Linked DNA regions of Homo sapiens: region 1 is linked to region 2. Evidence: read pairs that join two places in POLR2A ChIA-PET (ENCODE). Cell type or tissue: CD4-positive, alpha-beta T cell. All regions are shown on one strand. Each heading gives the region's core, and the rest is flanking DNA. Links, peaks and the distances in the headings are about the cores only. Region 1 has its middle 34 kb from the start of PNRC1-DT. Region 2 overlaps RRAGD (Ras related GTP binding D).

Evidence for each region. ChIA-PET counts read pairs that join two places held together with the same protein. Peaks named below come from ENCODE experiments on the same cell type or tissue, not always from the same donor. Only the 100,000 strongest peaks of a DNase experiment are listed, where the experiment ranks them.
Region 1: POLR2A ChIA-PET joins it to region 2 with 5 read pairs; 3 of 35 experiments call an interaction of 5 or more read pairs at or near these places.

The regions. Positions count from the first base shown.
Region 1 is chr6:89,037,664-89,054,583 of GRCh38, forward strand. No RefSeq gene overlaps it. Among named protein-coding and RNA genes, the nearest start is that of PNRC1-DT, 34 kb to the right of the region's middle. RefSeq lists a silencer at 5,034-5,234. In CD4-positive, alpha-beta T cell, for the core only: no CTCF peak of the experiment used is centred there; a DNase peak (open chromatin) is centred at 7,518.
Region 2 is chr6:89,373,430-89,378,429 of GRCh38, forward strand. It overlaps RRAGD (Ras related GTP binding D), which reads right to left. Exons shown (of 7, transcript NM_021244.5): 5 at 4,242-4,384. Among named protein-coding and RNA genes, the nearest start is that of UBE2J1, 23 kb to the left of the region's middle. RefSeq lists enhancers at 1,668-2,168, 2,169-2,669. In CD4-positive, alpha-beta T cell, for the core only: a CTCF peak has its summit at 2,182; a DNase peak (open chromatin) is centred at 2,312.

The DNA.
Region 1 (16,920 bases), core at 4,616-9,615, 330 kb before region 2:
AACTACTGCCTTGAAGGGAAAGACCCAGTCCTGGCAGGATCCGTCACCCACTGACTAAACAGCCCTTGGGCCCTGGTTAGAAATTTATTCAACCAGACACACTCAATCATCTTTCTCAAGTTCAAAGTACTACAGATCTCTAGGGCAGGGGCAAAATGCCAGCAGTCTCTTTGCTAAAGCATAACAAGAGTCACCTTTGCTCCAGTACCCAACAAGTTTCTCATCTCCATCTGAGACCACCTCAGCCTGGACTTTATTGTCCATATCACTACCAGCACTTTGGTCAAAACCATTCAACAAATCTCTAGGAAGTTCCAAACTTTCCTACATTTTTCTATCTTCTTCTGAGACCTCCAAACTGTTCCAACCTCTGCCTGTTACCCAGTTCCAAAGCTGCTTCCATATTTTTGGGTATCTTTACAGCAGCACCCCACTCCTGGTACCAATTTACTGTATTAGTCTGTTCTCATGCAGCTAATAAAGACATACCCAAGACTGGGTAATTTATGAAGAAAAAGAGGTTTAAAGGACTCACAGTTCCACAGGGCTAGGGAGGCCTCAGGAAAATTCCAATCATGGCAGAAGGGGAGGCAAACATGTCCTTCTTCACCTGGTGGCAGCAAGGAGAAGTACAGAGCAAAGGGGGAGAAAAGCCCCTTATAAAACCATCAGATCTTATGAGAACTCACTCACTATCATGAGAACAACATGGAGGTCCCCATAATTACCTCCCACCAGGTCCCTCCCACAACATGTGGGGATTATGGGGACTACAGCCAAACCATATGGGTGGGGACACAGTCAAACCATATCACACCTGCTCCTCTTTAAACATGGCTGGAGGAAAACAATTAACCATATGAAGTGGCTCACATTAAATTATGACCACTATCCTTAGGTGTGCCCTTAGGGCTGCCTGACAATCCTGCATTTCCCTAAATCGTTCACTTTTTTGCACCTTCTCTTCTCACCTTAAATCTTACACAGTTGATGACCCTACCTCCCTTTCCCTAAGAAGAGGATGCAACCAGAAAAATAGTCTTCTACATGCTACCTTTACCACATTTACGATTTTCTCTGCCTTCCTATGAGTGTTGTCATGGATAAACTAAGCTCCTGTCCAAGGTCATTGTCTCCACTTGTGTACTAAATCCAATATTCTCTTGCCTACTCAAAGATAATTACCTCAGAAATTATCCCTCTGTTCTGCACAGTCAAATTTTACTCTCTACTAAATCATTTCAATCAGCCTATCAACATACTCTAAAATACCCTCATCTTTTTCTTTTTTTTTTTTTTTTTTTGAGATGGAGTCTCTCTCTGTTGTCCAGACTGGAGGGCAGTGGCATGATCTCGGCTCACTGCAAGCTCCGCCTCCCAAAAGATACCTTCATCTTAACATATGACGTTGTCTATCTCTCAACCCCATGTGTCCCTTCTGCCTGCCACCTTATCTGCCTCTCTTTACACAAAACTTGAAAGCATTGTCTATATGTGCTGTCTCCAATTCTTTTTCTTCCATTCTCTGTTGAACCTACTCCAATCATATATTTAGATGCCTGAGTGATATCACCAATGTATATTTATTAGGCATGTTAAATGTAGATGTCTGAAAGAAAATGCCTGATTCCTCAGCCCCTAAATCTGTGCCTCCTTGTTCTGTGAAAGGGCCATATATGCAAAGCAGCCTCAAATGCCTAAGGAGCCAAGAAACCCAAAAACGAGGCAGATGTAGGTCAGTATAGGGTGTTTTACTGGAAGAACTTACAGATGGAGGCACGGTCTTGGGAGGCCGCAAGACAGGTAGATTTCTGCATTGTTACTCCCCAGACCCAGGGCTTATGTACCATAGGGTAAGGGTGTACATGCTCCCTCCACCAAGACAATGAAAGGCAATCCTCCAGAACAGGCAAGAATGCTATATGCATCATAGCCTCTAATGTATGCGATAACATCAAGGTTGCTTTGTTTTTACACTTGGGACAGTAAATAAAGTAGAAACCAGGAGGCATTCACAGGACCAGGGCTAATCAGAAGTCAACATGGCAGATTAACCTCCAAGATGGAATCACTTTTGTCTCCACACTCCTGTATTCTTCCTCATCTTAGTAAATGGCAACTGCATCTTACCAGTTCCCCAGCCAAAAACTGGTTTTATCCTTGACTCCTCCCTTTCTCTCATTTTTTATGTTCAATCCATTGATAAAGTCTGTTAGCTCAATACAGAATACATCCTGAATTTCACCACTTCTTGCCACCATTATCATTACCACTGGGGATCACGATTTTATCACCTTCTGCCTGCATTACTGCATCAGACTCCCAATTGGTCTCTTTGCTCCCACCCTTGCCCCTCTATAATCTCATTTTAACATGGCAACCAGAATGGTCCTTTTTATTTATTTATTTATTTAATGTTTTTCCAGAGGTACAGTCTCAGTCTGTCACCCAAGCTGGAGTGCAGTGGTATAATTACAAATCACTGCAGCCTTGAACTCCTGGGCTCAAGCGATCCTCCCACCACAGCCTCCTCAGTAGGTATGAATACAGGGGTGCATGCCACCATACCTGGCTTTCTCTTTTTCGTTTTTTTTTTTTGAGACTGACGAGGTCTCCCTATGTTGCCCAGGCTGGTCTCGAACTCCTGGCCTCAAGCAATCCTCCTGCCTCAGCCTCCCAAAGCTCTGGAATTACAGACATGAACCACCATGCCTAGCCAGAATAGTCCTTTGTAAATGCAAGCATATCATGCCCCTCCTCTGCTTAAAACACTCCAACACTCCAATAGTTTCCCATCTCAAAGAAAAACTTTGCAACAAATTCATTACATAAACTACAGGCCCTACACTCTTGCCCCTTCTTACCTCTGTGTCACCATCTTCTTCTTTAAATTTTTTTCTTTTTTGAGATGAAGTCTGGCACTGTTGCCAAGGCTGGAGTGCAGTGGAGCAATCTCAGCTCACTGCAACCTCCACCTCCCGGGTTCAAGCGATTTTCCTGCCTCAGCCTCCCCAGTAGCTGGGATTACAGGCACGCGCCACCACACCGGGTAATTTTTGTATTTTTAGTAGAGATGAGGTTTCGCCATGTTGGCCAGGCTGGTCTTGGACTCCCGACCTCAGGTGATCCACCCACCTCGGCCTCCTAATGTGCTGAGATTACAGGGTGAGCCACTGTGCCTGGCCTTGGGTCACCATCTTCTGATTCTCCCTCTTAAATATTCTGTTCAGCCACACGGGTTTCCTTGCTGCTCTTCCAACAAGCCATATACATTCCTGCCTTAGGTTCTTTGTACTTGCCCTTCCTTTTGTTTGAACCATTCTTTCCCCCAGATATTGTTACGACTTTCCCCCTCATTTTGTTGAGGTCTCAACTCAAACCTTGCCTTATGAGTGAGACTTTACTTGACCACTGTATTCAAAACAGCAAAATCCAAAACCTCTATCCTCGCACTCCCAATCCCCCTTGCCCTGCTTTATTTTTCTCTATAGAACTTATCACCATCAGGGCCTAGCATGGTGGCTCATGCCTGTAATCCCAGCACTTTGGAAGGCCGAGGCGGGTGGATGACCTGAGCTCAGGGGTTTGAGACCAGCCTGGGCAACATGGCAAAACCCAGTCTCTACAAAAAGTACAAAAAATTTGCCAGGTGTGGTGGCATGTGCCTGTAGTCCCAGCTACTTGGGAAGCTGAGGCAGGAGGATTACCTGAGCCCAGGGAGCCTACAGTGAGCCATCCATGATCACGCCACTGCACTCCAGCCTGAGCGACAGAGTGAGGCCCTGTCTAAACAAAAAAAAAGAAAGAAAAAAGAGCTTACCACCATCAGGTGTGCTACATGTTTGTTTATTTTTGTGGCATCTCATGAAACATAAACCCTATCAAGGCAAGAACTTTGTTTTATTCATTTCCACATTTCCAGAGCCTAGAACAGTGCCTGGCATACTATGTGTCCTGTTTTATAATAAACACTGATGATACAGCGGTGAACAAAAAGACAAGTAGTGATAAGAGCCATGAAGAAAATAAGTCATATCACTGTAAAGGAATAGAGAGGGGTGGGAGTGTCATTTCAGAGGATATGTGAGGCAGCCTTTGACAGGATCCTTGAATTTAGTGTAGGAGTGAGCCCTGCCGAGGTCTGGGGAGTGCGTTTCAGACAGGCTCCAGCAAGAGAGGCCCTTAGACCAGGCCAGCTTGGCATGACCAAGGAAAAGCAAGGCTAGTGCGTGGGGAGAGGCAAGAGAGGGAGTGAGAGTGATCGGAGAGGTAGTCAGGGGTCATGGTAAGCACTTGGGATTTTTCTCTACAAGATAGAAAGCTGTTGGAGGCTTCTGAGCAGACCAGTGACAGGATCTGATTCTCATTTTAAAAAATCACTTTGCAAACACCCCATGTTCTCACTCATAGGTAGGAATTGAACAATGAGAACACCCGGACACAGGAAGGGGAACATCACACACCGGGGCCTGCTGTGGGGTGGGGGGAGGGTGGAGGGATAGCATTAGGAGATATACCTAATGTCAATGACGAGTTAATGGGTGCAGCACACCAACATGGCACATGTATACATACGCAACAAACCTGCACGTTGTGCACATGTGCCCTAGAACTTAAAGTATAATTTAAAAAAAAATTTTTTTTTTAAATTTAGTTGCCATGTGGGCAACTAAATGTAGAGGGGCAAGGCAGGGCAAAGGGAAGCCAGTTAGGTGGCTTCTGCAGTGTTAGGTGGGAGTTGAACTTGGTAGTAGCAATGAAGGCAGGGAGAAATGGTCATATTTGAGATTTTATATATATATAATAATTTCAGAGAGAGAGATATATATATATATATATATACATATATATAAACGCTCACATATATATCTCATAGGATTTACTGATGGATTAGGTGTGAAATGGGAGAGAAAAACATTAAAGGATTACCTTAAGGTTTAGCCCCGAGCCACTGGAATGGGGAACATTCAAGAAGGAATAAGTTTGGAGGTGGGGAGTGGGTGTTTAAATCAAGAGCATCCAAGGAATGGATATGGACAGAGATATCCAAGGACTGAACCCTGAGATGCTCAGGACAATGGGAAGAATTAGTCAAAGGAGACTTGGAGAGATACAGGAGAGGAAGAACAGGGTGGAGTGCTGGAAACCAAATAGAATAAAAAAAGGTTTTAAGAAACAGGAAGTGATCAATTGTGTCAAATGCTGCTGACAGGTGGAGTAAGATAGGACTGAAAATTGATAATAGGATTTGGCAATGGAGAAGTCACTGAAAAAGTGGTTTTGGTGGTGTGGTCGGCGGGGCAGAAAGACTGATCATAGTGGGTTAAAATGGATCTGATAGATTTGGGATCATGTAGTACTAATTATTGGCCTTGGGCAAATCGTTTAACCTCTCTGCCTTTTTGTTTTCTCATCTGTCAGAAGGGACTTATAACTGTAATCATCCAATGGGTTCTTCCTATCCACTGCACAGATAAAATCAGTTCATAGTGTTGAACCAATGGATGCTGAAGTGGCAAGATCACTTGAGGCCAAGACTTTGAGATCAGCCTGGGCAATATTGTGAGACCCTGGCTCTGCAAAACATAAAAAATTCAGCCAGGTGTGTTGGCTCATGTGTAATCCTAGCTACTTCAGAGGCTGAAGTGGGAGGACTGCTTGAGCCCAGGAGTTTGAGGCTGCAGTGAGCTACGATCACACCAGTGCACTCCAGCCTGGGTGACAGAGTTAGACCCTGTCTCAAAAAAAAAAAAAAAAAAAAAAAAGAGCCTATATAAGACAAGCACTTTGCATATTTGATCTTATTTAATTTTGTCTCATCCAAATGTAAACACACTAGAGCGTTGTTACTTTTTTTTTTTTTTTGAGGCAGGATCTCACTCTGTCACCTAGGCTAGAGTTCTATGGCTCACTGCAGCCTCGAATACCCAGCTAAGGCAATCCTCCCACCTCAGCCTCTTGAGTAGCTGAGACTACAGGCACACCATGCCTGGATAATTTTTTAATATTTTTGTAGCGATGGGGGTCTCTCTATGTTGCCCAGACTGGTCTCAAACTCCTGTGTTCAAGCAATCCTCCTGCCTCGGCCTCCCAAAGTGCAAGGATTACAGGCATGAGCCATCGTGTCCAGCCTACTTTTTCTTTAAAAAGACAAAACAGCTGGGCATGGTGGCTCATGCCTGTAATCCCAGCACTTTGGGAGGTGGGTGGATCACCTGAGGTCGGGAGTTCAAGACCAGCCTGACCAACATGGAGAAACCCCATCTCTACTAAAAATACAAAATTAGCCAGGTGTGCTGGCACATCCCTGTAATCCCAGCTATTCGGGAGGCTAAGGCAGGAGAATCCCGGGAGGCAGAGGTTGTGGTGAGCTGACATTGCGCTATTACACTCTAGCCTGGGCAACAAGAGCAAAACTCCATCTCAAAAAAAAAAAAAAAAAAAAAAAGACAAAACTCAATATGAAAAGATCAAATAGAAGTAATAAAGGAAGTATCTAATTTTTTTCTTTTCTTTCCTTTTTTTTTTTTTTTTTTTGAGACAGAGTCTTGCTCGGTCACTCAGGCTGGAGTGAAGTGGCACAATCTCGGCTCACTGCAACCTCCACCTCCCAGATTCAAGCAATTCTCCCTGCCTCACCCTCCAGAGAAGCTGGGATTAAAGGTGCCCACTACTAGGCCCCACTAATTTTTGCATTTTTAGTAGAGATGGAGTTTCACCATGTTGGCCAGGCTGGTCTCAAACTCCTGACCTCAAGTGATCCACCCGCCTTGGCCTCCCAAAGTGCTGGGATTCCAGGCATGAGCCACCACGCCCGGCTTCATTTTTCTTTTTGATCCTGAATATTTCACGTTCTTTTTTTTTTTTTTTTTTTTTTTTTGAGATAGGATTTCACTAGTTGCTCAGGCTGGTCTTGAATTTCTGGCCTCAGGTAATTCTCCTGCCTCAGCCTCCTGAACAAAAAAAAACACAAACAAGCCAGGGTTTCCTTCAAAGACATATTCACCAATGTAGCTATGTCTGCCTTCCACCTGGTATTAATCTGCACACCTTGTGTACTTGTTTCTGTATTCCTGCAGGTGTTCGCTTGGTGACTGTAACACTATTTTCCTGTAAAAGTCCTTGAGGGCTGTCTTATTCCTCAGTCCTCAGGCCTTCTCCGCCCACCCTGCTTCTTCTGAGAGGGAGTGGTCCGCCAGCCTGAAGCTGACCTATTTTTCAAAACCACCCTTTTCCTTAGGGTGGTTTTTCCTTAGAGGCTATGCTGTGATTTATTTTTAAAGAACAGCCTTCTCTTGCACAGACCTGGGAGGTAAGCTACTCCAAATTACGAAGAAGGCTTCCACCAACAAGACAGATCTAAGAACCATTGTTTTAGGTCTGCATGCTTTTGAGCACAAAGAGTAAACCTTCCTGCAGCTTCGGAATATCTCTCTTCCTCTTTCAAAGCCCTTTCACAGCTTGGACTTGCTTCCTTTTTAGAGCCACCCTCTCAGATAAGGGTGGTTTTAGAAGTAGGAAGCCAGATTTGGGCGCAGGACAGAATGCTCTGAGCTCAGCCTGGCACGGTTGCACAGTGTGGTGGGAAGCAGACTGGCCTGGCTGGGCGCAGTGGCTCAGCCTGTAATCCCAGTACTTTGGGAGACCCAGGAGGGCAGATCACTTGAGGTCAGGAGTTCAAGACCAGCCTGGCCAACATGGTGAAACACTGTTTCTACTAAAAATTCAAAAATTAGCCAGGTGTGATGGCTCATGCCTGTAATCCCAGCTACTCGGGAGGCTGAGGCAGGAGAATCACTTGACCCAGGAGGCAGAGGTTGCAGTGAGCTAAGATCACACCATTGCACTCCAGCCTGAGTGACAGAGCAAGACTCTATCTCAAAAAAAAAAAAAAAAGGTGGGGGAAGTGTATTGGCCTCTAATCCCAGCTCCAGCAATTACGGCTTCTTCCTAGGCTTTTGTGTCCCTGTGTGAGAAACATGGACCAGAAGTGCCATCAAGTTCTCGCTGTCCCTGTTCTTCAAATGAGGACGTGAAGCCATGGAGATGGAAAAGTATGATGGTGGGTTCCTCTGAGGCTGTGTCAGAGGAGACAAGAGTGGATACTGAGGATGATTCATTAATCTTTCTTGGCAAAGAAAATTTTATGTGATGACTAGAAATTTGTTTACTCATACACAAATTCCTACCGAAACAGTCGAGAGGAGAGAAATAGCACATTGGTACAAATGTTTTTTCTTTCTGTAAGTCAAATAATCAACATTTCAGACATTTCTTAGAAAGTCTAGTAAATAGATTTATTTTCTTTTTTTTCTTTTTTTTTTTTTTTGACAGAATCTCACTCTGTCACCCAGGCTGGAGTGCACAGTGGTGCGATCTCAGCTCACTGCAACCTCTGTCTCCCAGGTTCAAGCGATTCTCCTGCCTCAGCCTCCTGAGTAGCTGGGATTACAGGCGCCTGCCACCACGCCCGGCTAATTTTTGTATTTTTGGTAGAGACAGGGTTTTGCCACATTGGCCAGGCTGGTTTCGAACTCCTGACCTCAAGTGATCAGCCCACCTTGGCGTCCCAAAGTGCTGGGATTACAGGCATGAGCCACCATGCCCGGCCAGATTTCTTGAAAGTTGTTTTAAAAGTGGTTATATTTCTTAGGCCTAGGATTAAGGGGTAGTTTTTATTGTTTAGTCTTTTTATGTCTGCTCTGCATCTTTCACCAATAATTAATAGAGAATCAATAAGTATTAGTTCTTTAATCAGGTTTTTTTAAACGAAATAAATGGCTTTAATTGTTCAAAAAGAAGGCAACAGAGGGAAAGAAACTTAAAAACTAATAATGGTGAAAACCGGCATTAGGCTGGGCACGGCAGCTCATGCCTGTAGTCTCAGCTATTCGAGAGGCTGAGGTGGGAGGATCACTAAAGCCCAGGAGGTCGAGGCTGTAGTCAGCCGTGATCATGCCACTGCACTCCAACCTGGGCTACAGAGCAAGACCCTGTCTCAAAAAAAAAAAAAAAAAAAGAGAAAGAAAAAAATTATTTTAATTTTTTCATAAATTTTTTAAAAATAGAAACAGGGTCTCAGTATGTTGCCCAGGCTGGTCTTGAATTCCTGGTCTCAAGCGATCCACCCACCTTGGCCTCCCAAAGTGCTGGCATTACAGCCACCATGCTTGGCCTGAAAAAAAATTAATAAATAAAAAATAAACTGACATTTACTAAGTTACATTTATTTCCTACTGAGTAGTACTGACTCATTGATTCCCCTCTCAACTCTGGAAAAGAAGCTGTTTATTATCCCCATTTTATATATAAGAAAAAGCAGAGAAAAGTTCAATGCTTCTGCCGAGGTCACAGAGCTAATAAATGCAGTCACTGGGGCTTCAACTAGACGGTGAAGTTCGGGGCCCCTGCTATTTATTATTGTGCTCTATTTTCTCCTAGATGATCTAAAAGTTAAGCATACTTGGTTTGGAAAACATGTAATCTTAGAGAACAGATTTATCATGCAAACTACATTTAAGTTAGTACTACCCGAACTTACATTAATAGAAGGCTGAAGGAGAGTAGTTTGAAACTGTTGTAGGTTTGGGATTTAAATTTTGCTAAGGATAAACCAGAGTAGATAAATCAACTCTGTGCTAGGGTTAATCGTATAGCCAACATTGGTTTATGTCAACAATTAGATTGCTTTGTATGGTACCTCAAAAAAAGTTGAAAGGTGATTAGAATTGCTCAGGAAAAGGCTGGAAAGATTACAAACTGCCAATCAGCTTCAAAAAATGAATTTAAAAATAAAAGCACAATCTATCCATGGAACAGGATTCCATCAGCACAGAAAACGATCAGGGAAAAACGGAGTATGTGCACACACTCTCCCCCACCCCCAAGAAAAGCTTCACTGACACCATCTCATTTTGTGTAAACAACACAGTTCCTGTCCTACCCTCATTGAGGAACCTCAGCTACTTTAGGGCTTTTAAATGTTGGTCTTTGTCCTCTCATCCTCTACTTCCTCACTTTTCAATCAGTTCTCCTCCTATGGCTGGATCCATTTAGCTGCTTATCACATTTCAGGAAACTGAAATAATCATAAAAGTGATTTCATGACCCAGAACTGAGGACAGACCTCACCCCTCACGCTCAATAAATATTTGCTGGATGGATGAATAATTGCTACAGCCGTGGTTCTTCTAGACAAGGAATTTCACCTTATATCCCAGGGTAGGAAAAGACACAAGACTGCAAGATGCAAGAAAGATTGCCTCCACTAAATAAAACAGGTTCTGGGCTGGGCCAGGTGGCTCACGCCTGTAATCGTTAATACTTTGGGAGGTTGAGGTGGGCAGATCGCTGGAGCTCAGGAGTTCAAGACCAGCCTGGGCAACAAGGCGAGACCCCATCTCCACAAAAAATAAAAAAATTAGCTGGGTGTGGTGGCATGTACCTGTAGTCCCAGCTACCTAAGAGGCTGAAGTGAGAGGATCGCTTGAGCCTGGGAGTTCGAGGCTGCAGTGAGTTGTGATCCCACCACTGCACTCCAGCCTAAGTGATAGAGCGAGACTGTCTCAAAAAAACCAAACAGGTTCTGATGGGGAGTGGGAGTGGGGAAGCTTGGGGTTTGGCAAGAACTGGCTATACTTTGCAACAAGTCAAATCTGGGTTCAAAACCTGGCTCTGCTCCTAGAGTATGACTTCACTTTATTTTCTCTACCTTGAGTCTCAATTTCTCCATTTAAAACGCCTTTTAGGGATGCTGTGAGTTTGGGTATGATGGGAGAGGCATTCATCCAGTTTCCTCCTTGATCCTTATCTTCATTCCCACTCCAAGAAGGAGCCCCTAATCTGATGAGTCATTCCAGGGACACTGATTGGGCCACATGAGAGGGGTTGTCTTTCTTCATCTTCTCGGAAGGCCAGAATTTTCTGGCACCCTCAGAAAAAGACCCGCCCTTTATTTCCCTCTCTAGCCCTGTCTTCTTTCTTGAATGCAGGCTGCATGTGATCAGTGACCAGTTCTTCACTCTTCTGCTTTTCCCTTCCAGGTAGCCTAAGTGGCAAAGAGGATGGGAACTGTTTCCTTCAGGAGAAAAAGACCTGCATCCTGTTTTCATTGCCTCCTGGGGTCTTCTTTTCAGTCTCCTTTCTCCCATGTGGTCATCTGGGTGGTAACACTTGGGTTTAGATTGAATGGGAAGGAAGAGTCTAATAGAGCCATTTTTGCCTGAGTTCCCTGCCTCAAGGCTTCAGATACAGTCCAGCAGCAGTAAAACGTTAATGCAGCCAGATTGAAATTTTATCACACTACATCTCAGACATGCAAATAAAATGTTTGAAATGGAACTTAAAATTACCAATAAAAGTATCTCATTCTTCGGACTTAAGTTCTCATTCCAGCCAATAACTCCCCATTAGAGCTGTTTCTCTCCCTTTGTCTTTTCATCCTTTAAGATGGTGTTTGAAGGGTGGTGCTTAAGTGACTTCATGGTGGCTCATAGCCCATGCTTTTCTCCTCTGGATGGTTGCCAACCTGTGCTGCAAAGATGCTGCTGTGCTCTTGTCCCTGAGCTGCCAATCCTAAGATCTGCTCTCCTTGCTCTCTTCCTTACCCCACCTCCATGGCTGGAACTTGTCTTACATCATATCTGCCTCCTTACCAAGATGAAATTTGTAAACACCACTTCCCAGGAGGGCTACTAGCAGAATGGCTATTGGGGAATAATTTATGGAAGAAAGAAAGAAAATACAGGCATATACACACAAACTCACGCATACATACAGTTCTTGTCACATTACTTTGATTTCTTTTTCTTTTTTTCCTAAATTTTTTGTAGACAGGGTCTCACTCTGTTGCCCAGGATAGTGTTATACTCCTGGCCCCAAGCAATCCTCCCATCTCAGCCTCCCAAAGTGCTGAGAATACAGGCATGAGCCACCAAACCGGACCCCATTATACTCTTTTATCGTCTCTCAGTATACCCCAGTAGGATGTTCAGGGATTTTCTGTTTTGTAAGCCCAGTGTTTGGAAGAGTGTATGGCACAGAGTACGTGCTCAATAAATATTTGTTGAATGCATGAATGGTGGGTCATATCTGCTGTGTATGGATTTATCCAGTTCAATTCTCAGGGGCAATCTTATTTCCCTTATCCCCAGGTGCTTGCAGAACAGCACGCAGAAGCTTATGTACTGCCCACAACAATCACCAACTTGGACGTGGTAGTTGAAGCAATGAGTCTTATGAGGTCCCTCAAGATGAGCGGGAAGAACAAAGTGGGGCCAAGAGTAGCTTAGAGTAGCAGTTCTCAAACTTTCAATCTCAGAACCCCCTTACAACTTTTAGAAATTGTTGGGGACTCCAAGGCATTTTCTTTACATGGGTTATGTCAATATTTATTGTATTAAAATTAAAACAAAAATTTTAATTTTTTGCAAATCTCTTGACAGAAGGGAGCTGGATTCTCATACCTACATCTGCATTCAATCTATTGAGATGTGTTTTGGTTGAAATCTGACCTTATACAGATAGGTGATTGGAAAAGGGAGGACCTCAGAGATCCCAGGGTTTCTCTGACCACGTTCTGAAACTGCTGTCCTAGAGCAATAGTTGCTGCAACAATGACAACAATCTTCTCTGCAACACAGCCCTCAGCCCTCCGGGAACCCCAGATTCTAATATTGGCACAGAATCCCAGCCTCCAGCCTCTTTGCTTAGAATTGCACAATTTTCCAGTAATGTATGAAACAGCTGGCAGCCTTGCGCAGGAAAACTGGATAGAGGTGAGTCCCTGAGGGAGTATGTTTGTCCTGGGTAAAAGCAAGTGGACTAGACATCCTAGAAAAGGATTGACACTTGAAATCCTAGCATTTTGGGAGACCAAGAAGGGAGGATTGCTTGAGCCCAGGAGTTTGAGACCAGCCTGGGCAACATAGCAACACCCTGTTTCTAAAAACAAACAAACCAAAACCCCAAGAAAGTGGGGTGTTGAGGAAAAGAAAACACATCATGCATTCTCAGGAAGGAGAGACAACAGCTTAAGAAGCTCAGGTACATTAATGAACAAACATGTCTCAGTGCCCAGGCTGAAGAAGAAACAATGAAGCTCAGCCTGCTGGGTGTGTGTGGAAGGAGCTGGCTCTCAGAAGGGGAAAAGTTGGTGACATAATTATATATCTACCTCTGTAACTTCCTGAGTCTAGCTGGCAGAGCCACAGCTTTGCCCACATTCGTTGGGGAACTGGTGGAAATATAGCAGACTCTTACCAGGTACAGCTGTAAGATGAGTAAATCCTCAGTATGTTGGAGTGGCCTTGTAACCATGGGTAGAAAGGCCTTAGGTAACACCTTCTGGTTTGTAAGCCCTTCCAGCCGTGGGCCAGCACCTTTACTACAGCCACGGGCCAAGGACACCTTTACTGTGTATTTTGCTTACCTGCTTTACAGAGAAAAGATACAGTCGGTCAGCTGTCAGTAGCCCTAGCCAGGCCCCAAATACCACTCACCTTCCTTCCATGACAAGTAGTCCAGCTCTGCGCTGAAAAAATGAGTGTATGTGACTGCTGCTGCAACCTGCAAGAGTCACATTTTAGTAAGCGGATAACAAGTCCAACCTTTGTGCTTAGAATTTTCCAAAGCTTTTTCTAAGAAATAAACTATCTCTATTGCACTTCATCCTATACTAACTTCTGATACCTTTTGCATTAATGCCTACATTGCTATTTAGGAGGCCTAAACATGATCCTTGTTTAACACAACAATTCCCAAGTCTAATACAGTGTTTAGCACATAGAAGGCACTTAAGTTTTTAGTGAAAGCAAGTTAAATAAATGAATTCTGATGATCTCTCTCTTTTTTTTGAGACAGAGTCTGACTCTGTTGCCCAGGCTGGAGTGCAGTGGCACAATCTCTACTCACTGCAACCTCTGCTTCCTGGGTTCAAGCGATTCTCGTGCCTCAGCCTCCCAAGTAGCTGGGATTACAGATGTGGGCCACTTCACCTGGCTAATTTTGTATTTTTAGAAGAGACAGATGTATTAGTCCATTTTCATACTGCTATAAAGAACTGCCCAAGATTGGGTAATTTAGGGAAAGAAAGAGGTTTAATTGACTCACAGTTCCTCATGGCTGAGGAGGCCTCAGGGAACTTACAATTACGGCAGAAGGCTAATGGGAAGCAAGACACCTTCTTCATGGGGTGGCAGGAGGGAGAAGTGCCAGGTGAAGGGGGGAAGAACCCCTTAAAACCCATCAGATCTCGTGAGAACTCACTATCACAATAACAGGATGAGGGAAACCACCTATGATTCAATTACCTTCAACTGGCCTCTCCCTTGACACGTGGGGATTACAACTAAAGATGAGATTTGGGTGGAAACACAAAGCCTAACCATATAATGGGTTTTCACCATGTTGGCCAGGCTGGTCTCAAACTCCTGACCTCAAGTGATCCGCCGGCCTCAGCCTCCCAAAGTGCTAGGATTTTAGGCGTGAGCCACCATGCCCAGCCTGATGGTCTTATTTAATGTGAACCAAAAGCATGTGCTTTTCATACATTATCCCATTTAATTACATTGTTCATGGAAAGCTGGCCTCCTCAAGAAGGTATAAGTTCTTTGAAAGCAGGAAAATTACAATATATTTGAGGCTTATTAAAGGCTTTACACACATCCTATACCCACCTATCTTATGGCAGTGCCCCTCAAATCCTTCTCAAAGATACTTTTTTCTTCTTCTTTTATAGTACTAAAAGCTATATTTATTTATCATTTTGCTACAGGGCAAGACGTGCTTATTTTGGTAAGTCCCACTAATGGTTTTAGAGTGGAGAAAGTTATTTATTTATGGTCTAATGTATTGTTTCCTCTTATTCAGAAACAGTCCCAGCTAAAATGGTTTACTTAAATATGTATTATGTAATCAAATAGGACTACATATTAAAGTACATAATAGGCCAGGCTCGGTGGCTCACGCCTGTAATCCCAACACTTTGGGGGGCCCAGGCAGGAAGATTGCTCGAGGCCAGGAGTTCAAGACCAGCCTGGGCCAACCATGGCCCAACCTCATCTCTACTAAAAATACAAAAATTAGCCAGGTGTGGTGGTGCAGGCCTGTAGTCCCAGCTATTCAGGAGGCTGAGGCACAAGGATCGCTTGAACCTGGGAGGTGGAGGTTGCAGTGAGTTGAGATCGTGCCACTGCACTCCAGCCTGGGCAACAAAGCAAGACTCTGTCTCAAAAAACAAATTAAAAATTATATAAAAACAAAAATAAAACATATGATGAACATGCCAGGTCCCCTGTATCATTTATAATCAAAGAAGCTCTGTTTTTGTCTGTTTAAAATTCAAAAGCTTCCACAAATTTTTACTTAAATCTGTACAGCAGTGCCCTGGGAAGGAAGATGTGATATTTCAATAAAAAACTTTACAGACATTAAAGAGATGAATTAATTAACGGAGAGGCTAGATAGAGGAATTTCCCACTTGGAAAGAATATTTCTGTGTCTAAGAATTCACTTTACTCTGAGCTCAACTGGTAAATTTAAAAAGCACTGAGTTGAGGTCGGGCATGGTGGCTCACGCCTGTAATCCCAGCACTTTGCGGGGCCCAGGCAGGAAGATTGCTTGAGGCCAGGAATTCGAGACTAGCCTGGCCAACATGGTGAAACCCCATCTCTACTAAAAATACAAAAATTAGCCAGGTGTGGTGGTGCATGCCTGTAATCCCAGCTTCTTGGAAGTCTGAGGCACGAGAATCGCTTGAATCTGGGAGGCGGAGGTTGCAGTGAGCCAAGATGGTGCCACTGCTCTCCAGCCTGGGTGACAAAGCGAGACTCTGTCTCAAAAAATAAAAAAAAGCACTGAGTTTTTGTTTTTTAATATAACAGCTTTACTGAGATATTTTTCTTTTTTCTTTTTTTTTTCTTTTTGAGACAGAGTCTTGCTCTTGTTGCCATCTTTGTCACTCTTTGAGATGGAGTGCAGCAACATCTTGGCTCACTGCAACCTTCACCTCCCAGGTTCAAGTGATTCTCCTGCCTCAGCCTCCCTAGTAGCTGGGATTACAGGCACTTGCCACCATGCCTGGCTAATTTTTTTGTGTTTTTAGTAGAGACGGGGTTTCACCATATTGGCCAAGCTGATCTTGAACTCCTGACCTCAGGTGATCCACCCGCCTCGGCCTCCCAAAGTGCTGGGATTACAGGTGTGAGCCACCACACCCAGCTGATATATTTTACATAGCATAAAATTTACCCTTTTAAAGTTTACAATTCAGTGGATTCTGGTATATTCACAGAATTGTGTAATCATCACCACTATCTTATTTTTAGAAACTTGTTTTCAACCCAAAAGAAACTCCATACTTATTTGCAGTCACTCCCCATTGTCTCCCTTCCCCCAGCCCTTGGAAGCCACTAATTTACTTTATGTCTTTATGGTTTTTCTCCTTTCTGGACAGTTCATATAAATAGAATCCATGCAAAATTGGCCTTTTGTGTCTAGCTTCTTTCACTGAGCACAATGTTCCCATGATTCATCCATGTTGCTGCATGTATCAGTATTTCATTCCTTTTAATGGCCAAATAATATTTCGTGTTATGGATATATCTCATCTCGTTTATCCTTTCATTAGTTGATGGACATTTGGATTGTTTCCACTTTTTGGCTATTATGAATAATGCTGATATAAACATTTGTGTACACGTTTGTGTGTGCACATATGTTTACAATGATCATGGCTATATACCAAGGAGTAGAATTGCTGAGTCGTAAATAACTCTGTTCAACATTTTGAGGAATTGACAAACTATTTCCAAAACAATTGCATCATTTTACAATCCCACCAACAGGTGTAAGGATTCTAATTTTGCCATATCTTCACCAACACCTATTATTTTCTGTCTTTTTAAATTCTAACCAGACCA
Region 2 (5,000 bases), core at 1-5,000:
GGGTGAAACCCCATCTCTACTAAAAATACAAAAATTAGACAGGCACCACGTGGTGGCGCACACCTGTAGTCCCAGCTACTCGGGAGGCTGAGGCAGAAGAATCCCTTGAACCCAGGAGGCAGACGTTGCCGTGAGCCGAGATTGTGCCACTGTACTCTAGCCTGGGTGACAGAGCAGGACTCCGTCTCAAAAAAAAAAAAAAAAAAAGATATATAGGTCTATTTAAGAAAAGGTGTGGTGTGCAGACACAAGTGACTTGGGTTTGAATCTCATTTCTTTTATTTGCTAGCTATGTGAGCTTGGACAAGTCGAATAACTTCTTTGAGCCTCAATTTCCTCATATGTACACTAACAGTAATTATTTCAAAGTTTTCTAATGAAGATTAAATGAAATAATGCATATGTAGCACTAAGCATAATGCTGAGAACATAAAATACACACTTATTATCATGGCTTTAATGACTGAAACTGGACCCTCTGAAGATACCTGTGTAATAAAAGTGTTATGAATCCTTTCCTCACAGGCAAAGGACACTTCCCTAAACCTTTTCCCCCTTACCTAAAACTGTACATAAATTTTCTGATTTATTTTTACTCCCCAAATTTATGAATAACTGACCAGAAATTTGACTTAATTGGAATTGTGTTAAACCTTACCACATTCACTGAGAACTAGCATTTATTAAAGCTTACTATGTGATATTAACCATTCTTAGTTCTTAAAATGCATTATCCTCTGTCTGCTATAAGAATCCTCTAAGTTTCTAAGGAAACTGAGGCTAGGGGAAAATAAGATAACTTGGTCAAAGCTGACGATAGGGGTAAAGTCAGGACCTCAAACCTAGATATGGCTAATTTCAAAGTTAATGCTTTAATCCTGTAAATACACAAGGGGGTACAGTATCAAGCCAGATTTAATGAAAAGCCTGAATTGCACAAGAGTATTTTTAGGAAATGTAGGTTTTTAGTTTTGAGAGTATTTTAAGCTGCCATATACATGGCCACTTAAAAGTAAATTGTGAGGGTGGGCACGGTGGCTCAGGCCTATAATCCCAGCACTTTGGGAGGCCGAGGTGGATCGCCTGAGGTTGGGAGTTCGAGAACAGCCTGACCAACATGGAGAAACTCCGTCTCTACTAAAAATACAAAATTAGCTAGGCGTGGTAGTGCATGCCTGTAATCCCAGCTACTCGGGAGGCTGAGGGAGGAGAATCACTTGAACCCGGGAGGCGGGGGTTGCAGTGAGCCGAGATCATGCCATTGCACTCCAGCCTGGGCAACAAGAGCGAAACTCCATCTCAAAAAAAAAAAAAGTAAATTGTGGAAGTTCGTATTTTTTGTTTTTTTTAAAGGATTCAACTCACTATAACCTACCAAAACATTAAAGAAAAACCTTTTAAGTGCTGGACATCAAATGTTAAAGATGCTTTAACAGAATTCATTAACTTCCATTGCACTGTTTTAACTACTATATTTTAAGGCTCAATCTCTCTTGCTTATAAGTAATGTTCTGAGAACAAGAAACTGAAACATTTAACATGTTTTACCCAATGAAGAAAATAGCATTTAAAATTTCCAAGTAAATATAATACTATATAGATATTAAACACTGTTTATTAACAGCATTTAATAATACAGGAAAATTATCAGGTGGTAATGTTAAATGAAAAAAGCAGGATGAAAAATTTCACATACAAATGTGATCTCATTATCCTAAAAATTACACATGGAAATAAGAACAAACTATATAAAATGTAAACACTGACTGTCTCTAGGTGGTGAGATTATGGGCTACTTTAATTTTATTCTTTAGACTTTTATGTATTTTCTGCAATAAGCATGTATTACTTTCACAATCAGAAAAAGGTAAACATTAAACAAATTAGAAAAACAGACTCCACCAAAAATTACAAGTAGAAATTGATGAGGTTTGCAACTGCAAAAACTGTTTTACTACTCAAGTTTTTCATCTATAAGCAATGAAAACACATGAAGATAGAACATATTTTAAAGTGTGTGCATGTGTGTGTGCATATATGTGCGTGTGCATGTGTGTGCATGAGTGAGCACAGAGCTGCCAGCTGGGGCACAGCCTCAGCTGAGAGATTCCTGAGGCACCAGGTCACCTGATTCTAGGGCCTGCTGGTCTCCACTGGGCAGGTGGGGAGGGGCAGCAAGGCCTCCAGTTACAAGGGCACCTGCTTCCTCATTGCCTAAGAGGGCCCCAGGCTCTGCACACAACCCTGCCTCCTGCTGGTTAACAGGACTGGCTTGTTGCTGCTCCAGCAAACAATCTGAGGAAACCCCAGAGCCCACAAACCATCTGTGACCCAGACTGGTTCTTACTGAATCCTGTGGGTTCTCAGAACACTGTACTCCACCACAGAAAAACCAATCTGACGGCAAAGCCAGGCCACCTCCTCCTAACCCCTCCCTCCCCATGTTTGTTTTAGCTGGGTAAAAGTAACTCTGATTAACATCATTTACATGAACAACTTACCACTTACAGCTAATGACCATATGGCACAATAATGATCATGCACATTGTTAAGCATGTGCCAGATTAATTGTGTTGTTCATTGTACTTGATTACCATGGCAATCTGCACTGTAATCAGGGTGCGTTCATCTTCCATGACTATTTCAAGGTCATCCATTTAAACGGTTTAAAAATAATAGAATGCTTCAGGGCAGTAATCTTGGGCAATAAGGTTTATTTCTAAAGCCAGATGTCAGCGTTTAATTATAACAGTAATAATAAATTATGGCAGCTACATTTATCCAGAGTCTACCAGGTAAAGGCACGTTATGAGCCTAATGATATTTCATCCTCAATACAATCTTGTAAGTATCACTTTCCATGTGTGTGTGGTGTGTGTGTGTGTGTGTGTGTGTGTGTGTGTGTGTGTCTAACAGTTAACAGAGAGAATCCGAGCTGAGTGGGCAAAGGATTTTTAAGCAATGGAAGAGAAAAATGGAGACTAGACTCTCACAAAAGCTGAAAGGCAGAGCGTCAAGCTGTGTAAGGCAGGTCACAGGCAGTGAGTAAAGAGGAAGATGAGCAAAAGCTTTACCTCATCGATTAGATGAGGATGTCAGATACAATACAGATAGCAACACCTTAACATCTTAATAAGATGAACAACTAGTTCACACCTAGTCAGTCTGTACACCACCTGTTCAGCACATTTATAATTATGTAGAATTGTTTCTACATCGGGTAACATAATCAGTTTCCCCCACTCCTTGTTTATTTTATATTAAGTGTATAGGAAGCTCTGTTTTCTAAGAACGGTATGTTAACAGATTTTTTTCAGCAGAGGATCAGGAATCAGATCTGAGTTGAAACTCCAGTTCCAATCCTTACTGATAGTGTGAGCAAGAGTAAGAAATGTAACCACTCTGAACCTCAGTTTTTTCATCTGTAAAGTGAATACACTACAGTTGACCTTAAACAACACAGATTTGAACTGCCTAGGTCCACTTATACATGGATTTTCTTCCGCTTCTGCCACTCCTAAGACAGCAAAATCAACCCCTTCTCTTCCTCCTCCTCAGCCTACTCAATGTGAAGACAATGAGGGTAAAGACCTTTATGATGACCCACTTCCATTTAATAAATAGTAAATATATTCTTTCTTATAATTTCTTCTCTGTAGCTCACTTTATTGTTAAGAATACAGTGCGTAATACATAACATACAAAATGTGTGTTAATCAATCATTCATGTTATTGGTAAGGCTTCCAGTCAACAGTAGACTATTAGTATTAATAGTTAAGTTTGTCAGGGGGGAAATATATGTGGCTTTTTGACTGTTCAAAGGGTTGGTACCCCAACCCCTGTGTTGTTCAAGGGTCAAATGTAATTCCTGCCACATCGAATAGTTGAGAATTAAATGATAACCTGGGCACAGTGGCTCATGCCTATAATCCCAGCTACTCGAGAGGCTGAGGTGAGAGGATCATTTGAGCCCAGGAGTGATCTATCCTGGACAACACAGGGACACCCTATTGCTAAAAAATTGAAATAAATAATAGGAAGCATGCAATGAGATTAGCATAATGCGTGGCATTTGCTCAATAACTGTTATTATTGCATGCTAACTGGTATATTTATTTATAGATTTCAGTCATTTAAGACAAAAATGTTAAAGTTAAGTAAGTAAATGTAAATGCAAAATGCCTGAAAGGTTATGAAGGAAGGATGGCTTGATTGTGGCCTTTAAGAATGTTGTACTTACCCATAAATACAAGAGATGTCAATAACCACATCTATCATATCACAGCAGAGCTCATAGGTTTGCATATCCACCGGAGTACTATCAGTTGCAATATAAATTTTACTGACCACATCAAATAGAAATGCCTTTTCAATTCCAGAATTCTGAAATTTAAAAAAAAAAGTTGCCTTAAAGCAACAGTCAACTTCAGACCATGTCATGACTACACAAAATTGAATGCCATTCTTAATGTAAAATACAAAATGAGCAAAACTCGCTACTAAAAATTTAAATTGTATCATTTTATTACAATTTAAACTTCACTGTCATAAACTTCTCTATACTGGACTTGCATAAGAAATAAAAAGTAGAGGCCGGGCATGGTGGCTCACGCCTGTAATCCCAGCACTTTGGGAGGCCAAGGCGGGCAGATCACCTGAGGCCAGGAGTTCGAAACCAGCCTGACCAACCGGGAGAAACCTGTCTCTACTAAAAATACAAAATTAGCCAGGCGTGGTGGTGCATGCCTGTAATCCCAGCTACTCGGGAGGCTGAGGAAGGAGAACTGCTTGAACCCAGGAGGCGGAGGTAGCGGTGAGCCGAGATGGCGCCATTGCACTCCAGCCTGGGCAACAAGAGCAAAACTCCGTCTCAAAAAAAAAAAAAGAATTCGAATGACCACAAATTATTTATTTTAGGTAACCAAATTGAGCAATATTTCCTAACTCGTAGAGATACATACCTGCAATTAGGAAAAGGCCAAGTAAAAATACTTTTACT